Linked DNA regions of Homo sapiens: all the other regions are linked to region 1. The links are chromatin contacts, found by Hi-C or POLR2A ChIA-PET in ENCODE. All regions are on one chromosome and are shown on one strand. Each heading gives the region's core, a stretch centred on a gene start or an enhancer-like site at or near the end of the contact. The rest is flanking DNA. Distances are from core to core; before and after follow the strand shown. Region 1 has its middle 53 kb from the start of LINC02458. Region 2 has its middle 120 kb from the start of LINC02458. Region 3 holds the start of LINC02458 (long intergenic non-protein coding RNA 2458).

Region 1 (4,172 bases), core at 592-3,091:
CATTTTCTTTCATTAGTTTTTATCTCACAATCTTTCTACGATAATTTAAGACGTGCTTTCTCCAAACTCCTTTTCTAGCCTTGCCTTTCATTACCCCTACTCTCTTGCCCAATGCTCAATCAAACCAAGCAGTGTCTGTTCTATGAAGATGCCCCATCTTTTCCCATATCCCTGTATTTGCTTATCATGTCTCCTTTGCCTGAGATGCCCTTCCTCCAACATCTCCGTCTACCTAATCCTACTCATGTTCTAAGAGCCAGTTTTGATGCTGCATCTTCTATGCAGATGTGCCTGTAATTAAACTCTCTTTTCTCGTCTGAACAACTATAGCACTTTTAGTTATCTTTTGATGATTATAAGCAATCATGAAGGGCAGACTACAATATTTGTATATTATACATTTTCTTTTCTGGTAGCGTGTCAGCTTGTGAAGAACAAAGATAGTATCTCACTTTGGTTACACTGATATTCCATGAAGGCATGGCACAAATATTTTTGGAGAATTTCTTACGTGTTAGGTGCAGTGCAAGGCTCTTCAGGAATATAGACACATTCATTCCCTGTCCTTGTGGTGGGCATTAAACACAGGGATATTATAAGCATAGTATTTGTGAAATACTAAATTAATTCTTAAGCACTCTTCAAACATGGCACAATTTTTGATCTCTTATGTGGATTAGAAGCTCCAGGGGTCATGGAAAGCAAGCGTATTTTAGGAGTTTACATGCTCCCAATGCTTTTTTAGGTGGCAGCTGACTCTGTACATAGTTTGCATCATGAAAAATTTGGTCAAGTCAACACTGGATCACCAAGAGGGAAGAGTTAGACACTCTTTAAACTGGTAGTTGTATTTGTAAATAATCAGGCTCAGCACTGAAGCTTTTGCTGTTTCCCAGGCTTCCTTGCTCCTTCTTCAGCCAGGCAGTAGAGTGGCAAAATGGGTAAACTATAGTCTGCTTTGGTGTGAGACATGTCTTTGATGATAGACATGGCTTCACTCATTACTAGAAGAGAAGTCTTGGGGTTATCAATTCACCTCATATGAAAAATCAGAATAAGAATACACTCCTCAGTGAAGATTAAATGATAACACCTGTAAAGCCAAGAACAGGGTTTTACAAGCCAAATCCTGCCTGCTGTTTGTTTTGTAAATAAAGTTTTATTAGGACACAGAGATGCCCATTCATAATGTATTGTCTATGTCTGCATTTGGTTACATCAGCAGAACTGAGTAGTCACAGTCAAGACTGTATGGCCCACAAAGCCTAAAATATTTACTATTTGGCCCTTTTGTAGACAGAGTTTGCTGGTTTTGCTGACTGCTGGACTAGAACATAATTCTCCACCTGGAACATGTCTGATACATGTTAATTATAAAAATTATTCTCTTTCTTCACCAGACCTAATCTGTGATTAGAGTGGAAGGGAAAGGTTGGAGAAGGGTTGGCAGAAGAGGAAGTACTATAGCTAATTGCCATTTTTCATTTAATGGAATCTCAAATTGGAATTGAACAGGAGTCTATAACTGAAATGTAACAGAGACCTAAAGAGGTAATTTTTTTTTTTCCTAATTGAAAACTTTTACTGGTCCAGAAACTCTTTTATTTTTCCTCCTGGAAAGTGTTATGAGTCACTGTAGAAGTTACAGTTCATTCCTGATAATGATTGTCATTGGCAGAGACCATGAAATGATTCCATCAGAGCATAGTGCTCCCATTCCAGTCAGCTTTGCTTGCATTGGTATTGATTTCAATTAAAACTAGTTATCTGAATCACTGGGCTTCCTGTTGGCTGCACTCATTGCCCGGTGATGCAAATGGAAAGCTTGTTTTAAACCTACAATATCTGGTTACTTACAACAAGGCCCAGGCAGCTGAAGTATAAACAAAACCCAAGCACCAATCAATGTAGAAAGAAATGATCTTCATTTGCCCTGCATGATGTCATCCATCTTGGGCCTGGCAATTTTCTAACAATTATTGACTATGAGGGCAGGCAAATCTTGTGAATTCATTTTATTCCTTATCAAGGCAGGTAGTCAAGCATATCCAAAAACATTTGATTTGGTTCAATTCCTTGTGTACATATCCTTTCTCTTCTTTTTTTCTTCATTATGTCAACCTTGGTGGGAGGAGTTTGTGTGTTTGCACAAAACACAGAATAATGGCGCTTTGTGTCTGTGTGTTATGCCATGTGTGTTTAGCATTTGAATGGCTATTCTCTTTTACCTATTAGCCTAATTCAGTGATCAGCCTAAGTAGCACATTCCAGAGATCAGACTCCGGTTTTCACAGAATGATTTAGCAATTCGTATCAGAACCAATACTTTATAATAGCAAAACAAACAAACAGATGTTTGTCATTCCCAAAGGTACATGGCACATAAGGCCAAATGTACAGAATATGTTGTAATTTGTGATGTTGTAAATTCACATATTTGAATCCCTGGCCTTAAGCTGTGTAGTGGATCAAGTCACCTAGCTAGAAAGTGAGACTATGTCACTGTGGTACAGATTGACTAGTTGTTTCCCAAACTGCTTTCCTTTTGACACGTAACTAGACTATATTTCCCAGCCTTCTTTGTAGTCAGTTACAGGCTTGTATCTGAGTTGTGGTCAATAAATATGATGAAAGTGATATATAGCTTTTCCAGGCTTAGGTGATAAAACTCTCCTAAATGCAGTCCTCTACTTTCTTTCCCTATCTCACACCTGTAAGGAGAGGACTCCAAGGACATAGAGGAGGGTGGGATGGCAAGATAGAAGAAGGCTGAGCTCCTGAAAGAGTATGTGGAGCAGAACTTCTAGCCCCACCCTCCTGCCACTACTAACGCACACTGAATTAGGATGAGATCAATAAATAAAAATTTATTGCATTAAATCACTGAGATTTAGGGTTGTGCGTTATGATAGTTAGTCTAGCCAGATTCATGTCCTGGCTGACTGTCATTCTTCTATGTGGCACTGCTCTTTTTTATTCATCATCTTTACAAATGGAGTTGCTTTGATGACATCCTACTTTGCTGTATTTTATGGAATAGATAATAGGCTATAAAGGTATTTGGAAATGTGAGGATTTGTGAAGATGTGTGGATATATCCATTGAGAATATGAATGCTCTTAAGTCGTGTTTTCTCCACATCATTCCTGTGTTGTAGGTAACTTGTTTAATGTCAGGGTAACAATGAGGGCTGGATGTCTTAGTTCAATTTTACAAGTAGAACTTTTTTGTAGAAAGCTCTATTATTTTGCCTTCATAGGTCTATAACTCTATATTCATTGAGCCAATTTATATATGAAATGTTTAACTTAGTTATTGAGCAGAATAACGCAAATTATATTTTGGTTTGTTGGACTGAACACTTGTATTTGATAGGGGTGTTTGTATGGCATCAGGGAGGAAAGTGTAAGGAAGTTATTTCCAGATGAGGAATCTGGATGTAGTTGATTATATTGTCAGCATCCTTTCTGCCCCTCCCTCTCAGTCCTGCCTCTTTGTTTTCACAAATGAAATGTGAATGAAAGTGTGATGTGACATTTCCAAGCAAAAGCTTTAATGGAGCTGCACTGTTTCCCTCTGCCACTGCCTTGCATGATCCAGAGAGGGGCTGCAACTTTAACTTTGGTTGTAGAATGAGGAGGTTGCAAAGCATTGGCTCAGACCCATGAAGGACATAAACATGAGCCAGAAACAAAGCTTTATTTTTAAACTTTGAAGATGTGGGGGACTTTTGTTTCTTCCACGTAAACTGAGCTGACTGATACACTGGGGCTCAGATGGTAACTTGTTAACTTGGGTAGCTTAGGTAACTTGCCTAAGATCATAGGGCTAATATACTGTGGAGCCAGGATTTGAATCCAGGAAGTCTAATTCCAGAGTCTGTGCTTATAACCACTCTTGTGTAGGAGGGAGAATTTCCTGGCCCTTGTGTGTAGGACAGACTAGAACAGAGAGCAAGCCTGGAGACAAGGAGACCATTTAGGAACACTCAAAATATGAGGTTTTAAGAATCTGGAAGAGAATGGCTATTTAGGGCCTATGATTTGTGTAGAGTAGGTGCCTCATAAACAACACTTGAAAAGGTGAATGAATAAGTTTTTCTGACTACAGGTGCCAGTAAGTGCTGCTGTCACTACCACATTCTGGGTAGTCATTTTCTTTACTGTAATTGT
Region 2 (4,172 bases), core at 870-3,369, 63 kb before region 1:
GTTAAAAGTGCCAATGATAAGAAGACAGCCATAAAAATTGTTTTATGAGCCTCCTCATGCCTTCAATCCTTAAAGAAGCAGAGAATTAAAATATGACTCTGTCAGTCAGGATTCCTAGTTGCAGGGATAGAATCTAGGTCAGCCAATGTAAACAGAAAGAGATTGAATATAAGGTATCAGGTAGCTTGCAGAATGTGAGTGGCCTTAGAAGAACCTAGGTTTCCTGCAGAACATTCTGGAGAATGTGAGATTTAACTTTCCAGCCTGTATCTCACAGCAGGAGGGCATGCTAGGAGATTGAAATGGTTGTTAAATGAACCAGTCTTCAGCATCTGCCACAATTATCATTACCAAATTGTGGCTCATTCTTTTTAAAAAAAAAGTTTAAAAAAATTTCAATAGGTTTATGGGGAACAAGTGGTGTTTGGTTTCTTACAAATGAGTTATTTAGTGGTGATTTCTGAGATTTTGGTGCACCCATCACCTGAGCAGTATACACTGTACTCAATTTGTAGCCTTTTATCCCTCACCCCCCTCCCACCTTTTCTTCTCAGTCCCCAAAGTCCATTGTATCATTCTTATGCCTTTGCATCCTGGTAGCTTAGCTCCCACTTATGAGTGAGAACATCTGATGTTTGGTTTTCCATTTCTGAGTTACTTCACTTAGAATAATAGTCTCCAGTTCCAACCAGGTTGCTGCAGATGCCATTATTTCATTCTTTTTTATTGTTGAGTAGTGTTCCAAGGTATAGAAATATACCGCACAAATTCGGCTCGTTCTTTATTGTTAAGCAGGTGTTTTAGAATATCAGGTCTTGGCTTACATACTGTTAAAAAAAACTTTAGCCAAATTAAATTTAAAATAGTTTAATTGGGCAAAGAATGATTTGCAAATCAGGCAGCCTCCCGAGCCAGAGTGGGCTCAGAGACTCCGGTGCAGCCACGTGGTGGAAGAAGATTTATGGACAGAAAAAGGAAAGTGACATACAGAAAATGGAAGTGAGATACAGAAACATCCAGATTGGTTACAGCTCGATGTTTGTCTCATTTGAACACAGTTTGGACAGCTGGCCACTTTTGATTGGCCAAAACTCGGTTATTGGTACAAGAGTATACTAGAGTCTGTATAGAACTCCATAGGTTATAGTTTATGATATACAGAAAAAACTTTAGGGCAAACTTAAAATATGTAAGGAGGCAGCTTTAGACAAAACTTGATTTAACAATACTGACATAATGATTTCTAAATTGGCCCAGCATTGAAGGAGAGACGTGGCAGTGAACTGACCAGTAAGTGAAACTTTTGTGGATAATTCTGGTAGTATGCTGGCAGAAAACTTAGCAGATTCTGGTCCTCACATTCCTGGGATTTCAGGATTCACAAATCTCTTCCATTTGAAGACACACTTTTATAAAGATAACCTGGTAGCTATAGCAACCCAACACTGACAACTTTGTTTCTGGTGACCCTACTGTTTTTATTTAAAGCACTGTGTTTCTGTAGTGAAGGACTATTTATTGACATTGGAATTTTTGAAAAGTAATATTTGACTACAATATGTTAACTGTAAAGACTCATTCTACCATTAATTATTTTAAAGCATATATTGGGTTAAAACTGTCATTGGCCCTAGGAATCAGCAAATCTTCCTATAAATTCTGAAGCTTGAGATGTCTTAGTTTATGATTAAAAGTATTTCTGTGTAAGTGGAACTGGAATGCTGTAGGCAGGTAATACTGAATAGAATCTAAGACTGATGCATTCTTCTTGGAGTCCTCATTTGTATTCCATGGCAGAACTCACTATAACTGTGCCATTGGGCAAAACATCTAAGCTGTTAAAATAGAGACTCATGGTGCAGTGGCTTAAACAAAATAAGTTTCTCCCTCATGTGTCTGTCCAGAATAGGCAATGCAGGGCTGTTATATTAACTCTGTTATATTTAACACACAGCTTCCATCTCTGTGTCCAAATTGGCTATAGCAACTCTTCTCTAGCTGGTGAGAAGGGGAAAAGAGGAAGTGAAGGGCACATCTCTTCTAGTTAAGGGCAAAATCTACAAGAACCCTTAACACATCATTTCTGGCTCACAGGTTGTTAGTCAGAACTTAGTCACAAAACCACACCCAGTTGCAAGAGAGCCTAGGAATTGCCATCTAAAGTTGGAAAGCTTTGAACCTAGTGAAAATTTGGGTGGGGAATTATATTATTAATAGTAAAAAGAAGGAGCACATAAATATTGGTGGAAGGCAAACAGTCTTTGCTACAATGGCTTGTTAGAAATTGTGAGTTGGTTTTCTCCGTATCAGAGCTGCTTTGTGGGTGGAATTCACTGTGATCATCTGTGCTGGAAGTAGGGCTCCTTGATAGGGTCAGTGAGGAGGGTCTTTTAAATTAATTTCCTGGTATACAGATCAGGTAATAATATAATCTCAGTGTTGAAATGGATCTTAATTGTCACCTAATTCAACCACTCACCTGAGAATCTCACTGAAGCACCTATCTTTTAGACTTGCCCAGTTTCCTATGTGAAAACTAAGGACATGCACAAAGTCACAGAATTATCAGTGACAATCAGGACTAAATCCAGAGAAACTAGTACATTTCAATTTCCTTCTTTTGTTCCTAGATAAATCCTTCTGAGCTTAGTTTCTATTATGCTATGGTCAGAGAAAAGATATTTGTGTTTATTATAAGCTATAACAGTCTATGTGTTTTTACGGTATGTTAAATGCTATAAAATAATTAAGCTATGATATTGATTTATAAGGCCCTTCTTTTGTTATCGTAACAGTGGGGTCTTAATAGAACATAGGTCATGGTTGCACATAATTGGATGATTATATGTTAGTGAAAAGGATATTGAAGTAGAATTCAAATGACCAGACCCACTCTTGGCTATCTAATATCTGTATGACTCCGGGAAAAATCATTGAACTTCTTTGAGGCTTGATGTATTTTTGAAATAAAGAATTGAGCTAGATGGTAAAATACTTAACCATTAACATAGCACATATTCCAACCAATCAAAACGGATGCCAGTCATGAAAAATTCAATTGGGTGGACTAGTGCATCATGGAAGAATGTCACCCAGGTTTAGTGCTATAAATTTTCTCTTGAACCTCAATTGTACACTGTAAAAAGCCATGACCTTAGCCTGCATTTTTTTTTGTTTGTATCATCCTTAGTACTTACATAATGAAAGAGTACATTGAAGCTTCCATCTGACGACTAGATGTTATTTTTAAGCCTCAAGTTTCAAATAAATATCAGAAAAAGTAATGAACGCCTGTAAGATGGTTCTGGAACAATGAGCAAGTATTGTCTATTTAGAAATCCCAGAGTTTCCCAGGTCCTTCTTTAAAGTAAATTTTAAAACAGTGTAGAGACTGGCTTCTAAAATGGCAAGAAATCCATTTAGTCATAAAAGAAACAGTTTCTAGAGCCTAATTCAAAAACCTGTCACATTTCATCACATTTCTAAAGACCTCATTGCCGAAGAGAGGACAATTGTGTGCCTGTACGTAAGCCTGAATATTATCTTTAGTGAGGCCTAGAGATAAATGTTGCAATGAGAACAGGATCCATTTAGGGTGAATTGGACAGAATAATTCTAAGTTATGGCATTGAAATTCCCACTTCACTTATAAGAATGAGATAAGGCAAAACACTCCAGTTAGTGGAACATGAGCTACTAATTTCCTGAAAAAGACAAAAGGAGGGGAGTGTATTGCTCTTACATGGAAGGAACAATTTTCTTCAGTCTCAGTGCTGACAATGAGAGACTGTGACAAGGGGAAAGTGATAGGAGAGGCAGCCTTAGATCAAAACAAAGAACAATGGAAAGCTAAACAATGACTCTTATCAGTTCCAAAGGTGAGTTCACCTTCCTGGCTTTTGGCCGTCCTGTTCATTGAGTGTTGACATGCCTCCATTGACATGCTTCTAAGAGGGCTGAGTCTGTTCTCTGCATCTGTTCTCTCTCTCTCTCTCTCTCTCTCTCTCTCTGTGTGTGTGTGTGTGTGTGTGTGTGTGTGTGTGTATGTGTACATGCATGTGTGCATTTTAATTATTTGTAAATAGCGCTTCTTCTATGGTATTGTTTCTTGGCTCCTGAAAAAGCTGTGGTTCTCTTCCAAATGCATAAACATGGAACTATCACCACAATCT
Region 3 (4,172 bases), core at 1,099-3,598, 53 kb after region 1:
TTAATACATATGTTAACATTTTTAATGTAATAACTAATGTATAAAAATCACAATAACATTTACATAAGTTATATAAGGCATATCTGTGACTCCATCACTGATCTTACCTCAGTCAGCCCTTGCAGGAATGTGATTGTCCCCAAGCCCAGCCTGTGCCTCCGTTTTAAGAGGTAACTAACTCCTCTCCTAAATTTTATGCTTGTCATTCTCTTACATTTTTAGAAGTAGTTTAGTTCTTTTTAGTTAATGTTTCCCCAACAATAACATTGTATACTTTTGCTTGATTTTGAACATTCTATTTGTATCATGCTATATGTCATCTTCTGTGACTTATTTCATTTCACATTATGTTTCTAAAATGTCTTTCTATGCTTGTGAGTAGCTTTAGTTCATTCATTTTTAGGTTGTGTAATATTCCACTGCATAATTATTCTATAATATAATTCATTTAGTCACTCTCTTGTTGTTGGAAATTGGAAGGTTTTTCTTTTTTTCTTTTCAATTTTTACTGATACGAAGGATACTGTGATACATGTTTTATTCATTTCTCTTGGTATACATGCCCAACAATTCTTCTAGTTTCTAGGGTACCTAAGAGTGGAATTGCTTGGTCTTTGCATGTAAACTATTTAACTTGATATGAAGGTGTCAAACTGTTTTCCAAAGCGATTAATTTGATGTGTGTTCCCATCAGAAGTGTATTAATATCCATTCATTCAAATCTTTACCAATGTCTGGCAATGTCAGACTTCTGTATTTTTGTGCATTTAGTTTTTCACAGGTGTACTCTCTTCCTGATGTCTATTCTGTTCTGGTCAATAAATTTGACTCTGTGTCTATACCACACAGTATTAATTATTCTACTTTTGCCTTTTTTTCTCTTTTTGACAGAGTCTTGATCTGTGGCCCAGGATAGAGTGCAGTGGTGTGATCTCGGCTCACTGCAACCTCCGTCTCCCGGGTTCAAGTGATTCTCATGCCTCAGCCTCCCAAGTAACTGGGACTGCAGGCCCGCACCACCATGCCAGGCTAATTTTTTAGCATTTTAGTAGAGATAGGGTTACACCATGTTGTCTATGCTGGTCTTGAGCTCCTGAGCTCAGGCAATCCACCCATTCAGCCTCCCAAAGTGCTAAGATTACAGGCATTAGCCACCGTGCCGGGCCGGCTTTTTATGCAACTTGTCTTGACAACAAATTATCAATGTTCTCAAAATACACTTTGGGATTTTGCTTTTCAAAAGAGGCCAATGCCACCTCAATCACAGCTTTCAAACCTCCTAGCTCAAGGTTCAATGTCCTTTTCCTAGAGTCAGACAGTTGGCCCTGCCAGATTGCTGTGCACTGTCTCAGAGTATGATAGGACAATATTGGAGGTCCCAGATGTCTGCTCCTTCTGTCTCCAAGAGCCATCCTGGTCAACACCGTGTTGGCAGGTCAAAATATGTGCTGCTTGGCCATTTGCCCTTTTATGCATGATCCTGTAAATATCTGTAAGCCACCACTTACTTATCTACTCTCCCAATTATGAGCACCCAGGTTACCTCCAGTTGCTGGACACTACAAACCACACTGTCATCTTTGTGCATATATGCTTGCAAGCCTGTGTGAGGATTTATTTGAGATATATGCCCAGGAATGAAATGGCTGGATCATAGGTTATGTAGATACTTTATCTGCTTAAATAAGAACAGCAGCACCAATGTACACTTTCACATTACTCAACATCTTTACCTATGTGTCTCTGCATGCACAGGTATAAAGTCTGGAAAATTACAGTTTTGGCCTTACTCACACAACTTCCTGAAAATAATTTCTCAACCCTAGTCCCCATACATCATGAAAAGAGCCTTTCCTTATGACAATGTGGACTTGTGCTTCTTTGTCCCACCAGGTCCCTATCTATCTTTCTGCCTCCTCCCTATGCATGAAGCACCTCATCCTCAAATTTGGGGAGATCCTGTCCAATTTAAAAATTCTGCTACTCAATCATACTAAAATAGAAAGCTATGATTGATTTTGATGAGTATGACTATCTATTTGGGGTGGGAAGAAGAGATGAACATGGTTTGTTTTTTAGATGGTAAAAACAACTAAATAGAACACTAAGAGATGTGAGCAAGCACTAGAGTGGTGCCAAAATTGTTCTTCGCTCTGATCCCTCCGTTCAACAGATCTATAAAGCCCTTCCCAGTCTCTCTTCAGATGCCAGGGCTACGGGATTCCACTGGCTGTAGCACCTCATCGCCTGCTGTAGGCTCCATGACTCGTTTCCAGTCTGCCATCTTGTGGTCCTTCCTGTTGCTGCATTCATACTGGTTTACCGAGAGGGCAACAGTGGATTTAGTAGACTTCACGTAGCTTGCGTCGCTGCTCCTGTCTCCGTGTAACTCACAATAAAGAGATTTTGGCATCAACCGTGAGCTTAGGGGTAGAAGGGTATATGTTAGGAGGTGGGAGCAGAATCAATTCTTCAAATCTTAATGATGTAAGTCATAAAGATGTTTCCTCGAGCCACTGTTGATTCATTGTTAATGATTCATTGTTAATGATTCATTACTGCGTTTTCTGCAACACTAAGAAACCGTTGTTTCTACTAACTTTATAAAAAACATATAAGATAAAGAACAAGTGAAAATCCAGATTTTTTTAATGAGGTATGTATACCTTCGTGGAAAATTTGAAGACAGAGACAATGTTTTACTATTTTCATTTTTGCACCTACAGTTTCTAGCATAGGCTTGGCATCTTGTAAATATTCAATAAATGTTTGTTGAATGAGTGCGTTAATTGATTCTCCTACCAGTCTGAGCTATCAGTTATGTCTCTGTGGCTAGATGGACACCATGTCTTCCATCCCTGCCAAGAGTTCAACTGAATTCAAGTTTATAAATGGAAATGTGTGTGTATGAAGGAATTAAAACAATTCAGAAAATATAAAGTTTTAAAAACGACCTTTCCTAGACATAGTCATTGTTAATAACTGGGTATGTATCTTTCTAGACCTTTTCAATATTTCTATGTATTTACATATATAAATATACAAATCTATACACACATATAGATTTATTAAAACATAAAAGGGGTTTCTTTGGGAAATAGTTCTTGAATTTGCTTATTTTTCTTACAGTTAATACGTGTAGGAGATCATTCCATGTCCATATGTAGAAGTCTATAGCATTCTGTTTGGCAGATGGATAGCATTACATAGTATAAATGTCTCATAATGTTAAAATCATTTCCCCTTTAGTGGAAATCTTTGTTCTTACAATGTTTTCCTGTACAATTCTTGGCCATGAAACTTGGTACACAAATGTGTCTTTCTGTAGGTCAGTGTCCATGAAGTGGGGTTGCTGGTCAAAGTATATATTGTATTTAAAATTTTTCACGAATACTCCTAAATTTATTATGAATTGATACAAAGGCCTTGTCTCACGAATTAAGATTAATAAGAAATACGGAAATCATTATTACTTTTTAATTTTTAGGGATGTATTTGACATGATCCTAAATAATGTGGCTGGCTGAACTTCCTGTTTCCTAATCATTTGTATATCTTCTAGATACTTCTATATATGCTGGCTTGAAAAACTGGCACAGAGAAGCATAACTGGGCTTGGTTTTTCTTTTTCTCGTTTCTCCTATGGAGAATTCTAAGCAGCAGGTAGCACCCTGGAGCACTGTGTTTGAGCTCTGAGAGCGGTCCTTCTATGGATTCAACTGGTTCACAAAAGAAAACTTTTGCAGTATCAATATTTGATATATGTTTGACTTCATATTATTACATGACATTTCTTTTTGTCATGAAAAATGAATACTTATTTATTATAGAAAATATTAAAAATGCAGAAAAGTGTTAAAAATATAGAAATAAACTATAGTCTCATAAACCAGTGATAACTAACCTTAACATTTTGGTTTATATCTTACTAGATGTATACTGTTTTTAAACAAAATTGGGATGACACTATATTACCATTTTATAATCTGTTTTTTTCTCTCTACCTAAAAATATATTACAAACTTTCTGCCATATTAATATGGCATCACTTCAATGATTGGTTTAGAGAAAGCATAACCGTATAACACTTTCAGCTTACTCAGAATTTACAACTAGATCTCTGATGCTTCAAACTCATTTAAACACATATGATCTAAGGCAGAGAAATCCTA

What was found. Hi-C counts contacts between places; a loop is a spot of excess contacts on that map. ChIA-PET counts read pairs that join two places held with the same protein, here RNA polymerase II (POLR2A). Pooled maps may share reads with other maps.
Region 2: a pooled map shows a loop between it and region 1 (7-fold over the local background). The contact joins two enhancer-like sites. A Hi-C loop is called at or near these places in 1 of 37 single-sample maps with no recorded cell type and 8 of 50 pooled maps. POLR2A ChIA-PET finds 5 or more read pairs at or near these places in 2 of 52 experiments (WTC11 and common myeloid progenitor, CD34-positive).
Region 3: a loop to region 1 is called in a pooled map, with 2.6 times the contacts of the local background. The contact joins the promoter of LINC02458 here to the enhancer-like site in region 1. A Hi-C loop is called at or near these places in 3 of 50 pooled maps. POLR2A ChIA-PET finds 5 or more read pairs at or near these places in 2 of 52 experiments (H1 and activated CD4-positive, alpha-beta T cell).

What each region holds. Positions count from the first base shown.
Region 1 is chr12:89,070,845-89,075,016 of GRCh38, reverse strand. No RefSeq gene overlaps it. Among named protein-coding and RNA genes, the nearest start is that of LINC02458, 53 kb to the right of the region's middle. Within about 2 kb of position 1,841, at least 2 of the 41 ENCODE cell types and tissues checked have a DNase peak (open chromatin) inside an H3K27ac peak, as active enhancers do.
Region 2 is chr12:89,134,083-89,138,254 of GRCh38, reverse strand. No RefSeq gene overlaps it. Among named protein-coding and RNA genes, the nearest start is that of LINC02458, 120 kb to the right of the region's middle. Within about 2 kb of position 2,119, at least 3 of the 41 ENCODE cell types and tissues checked have a DNase peak (open chromatin) inside an H3K27ac peak, as active enhancers do.
Region 3 is chr12:89,017,868-89,022,039 of GRCh38, reverse strand. LINC02458 (long intergenic non-protein coding RNA 2458) reads left to right here and starts at 2,348. Exons shown (of 3, transcript NR_038385.1): 1 at 2,348-2,487.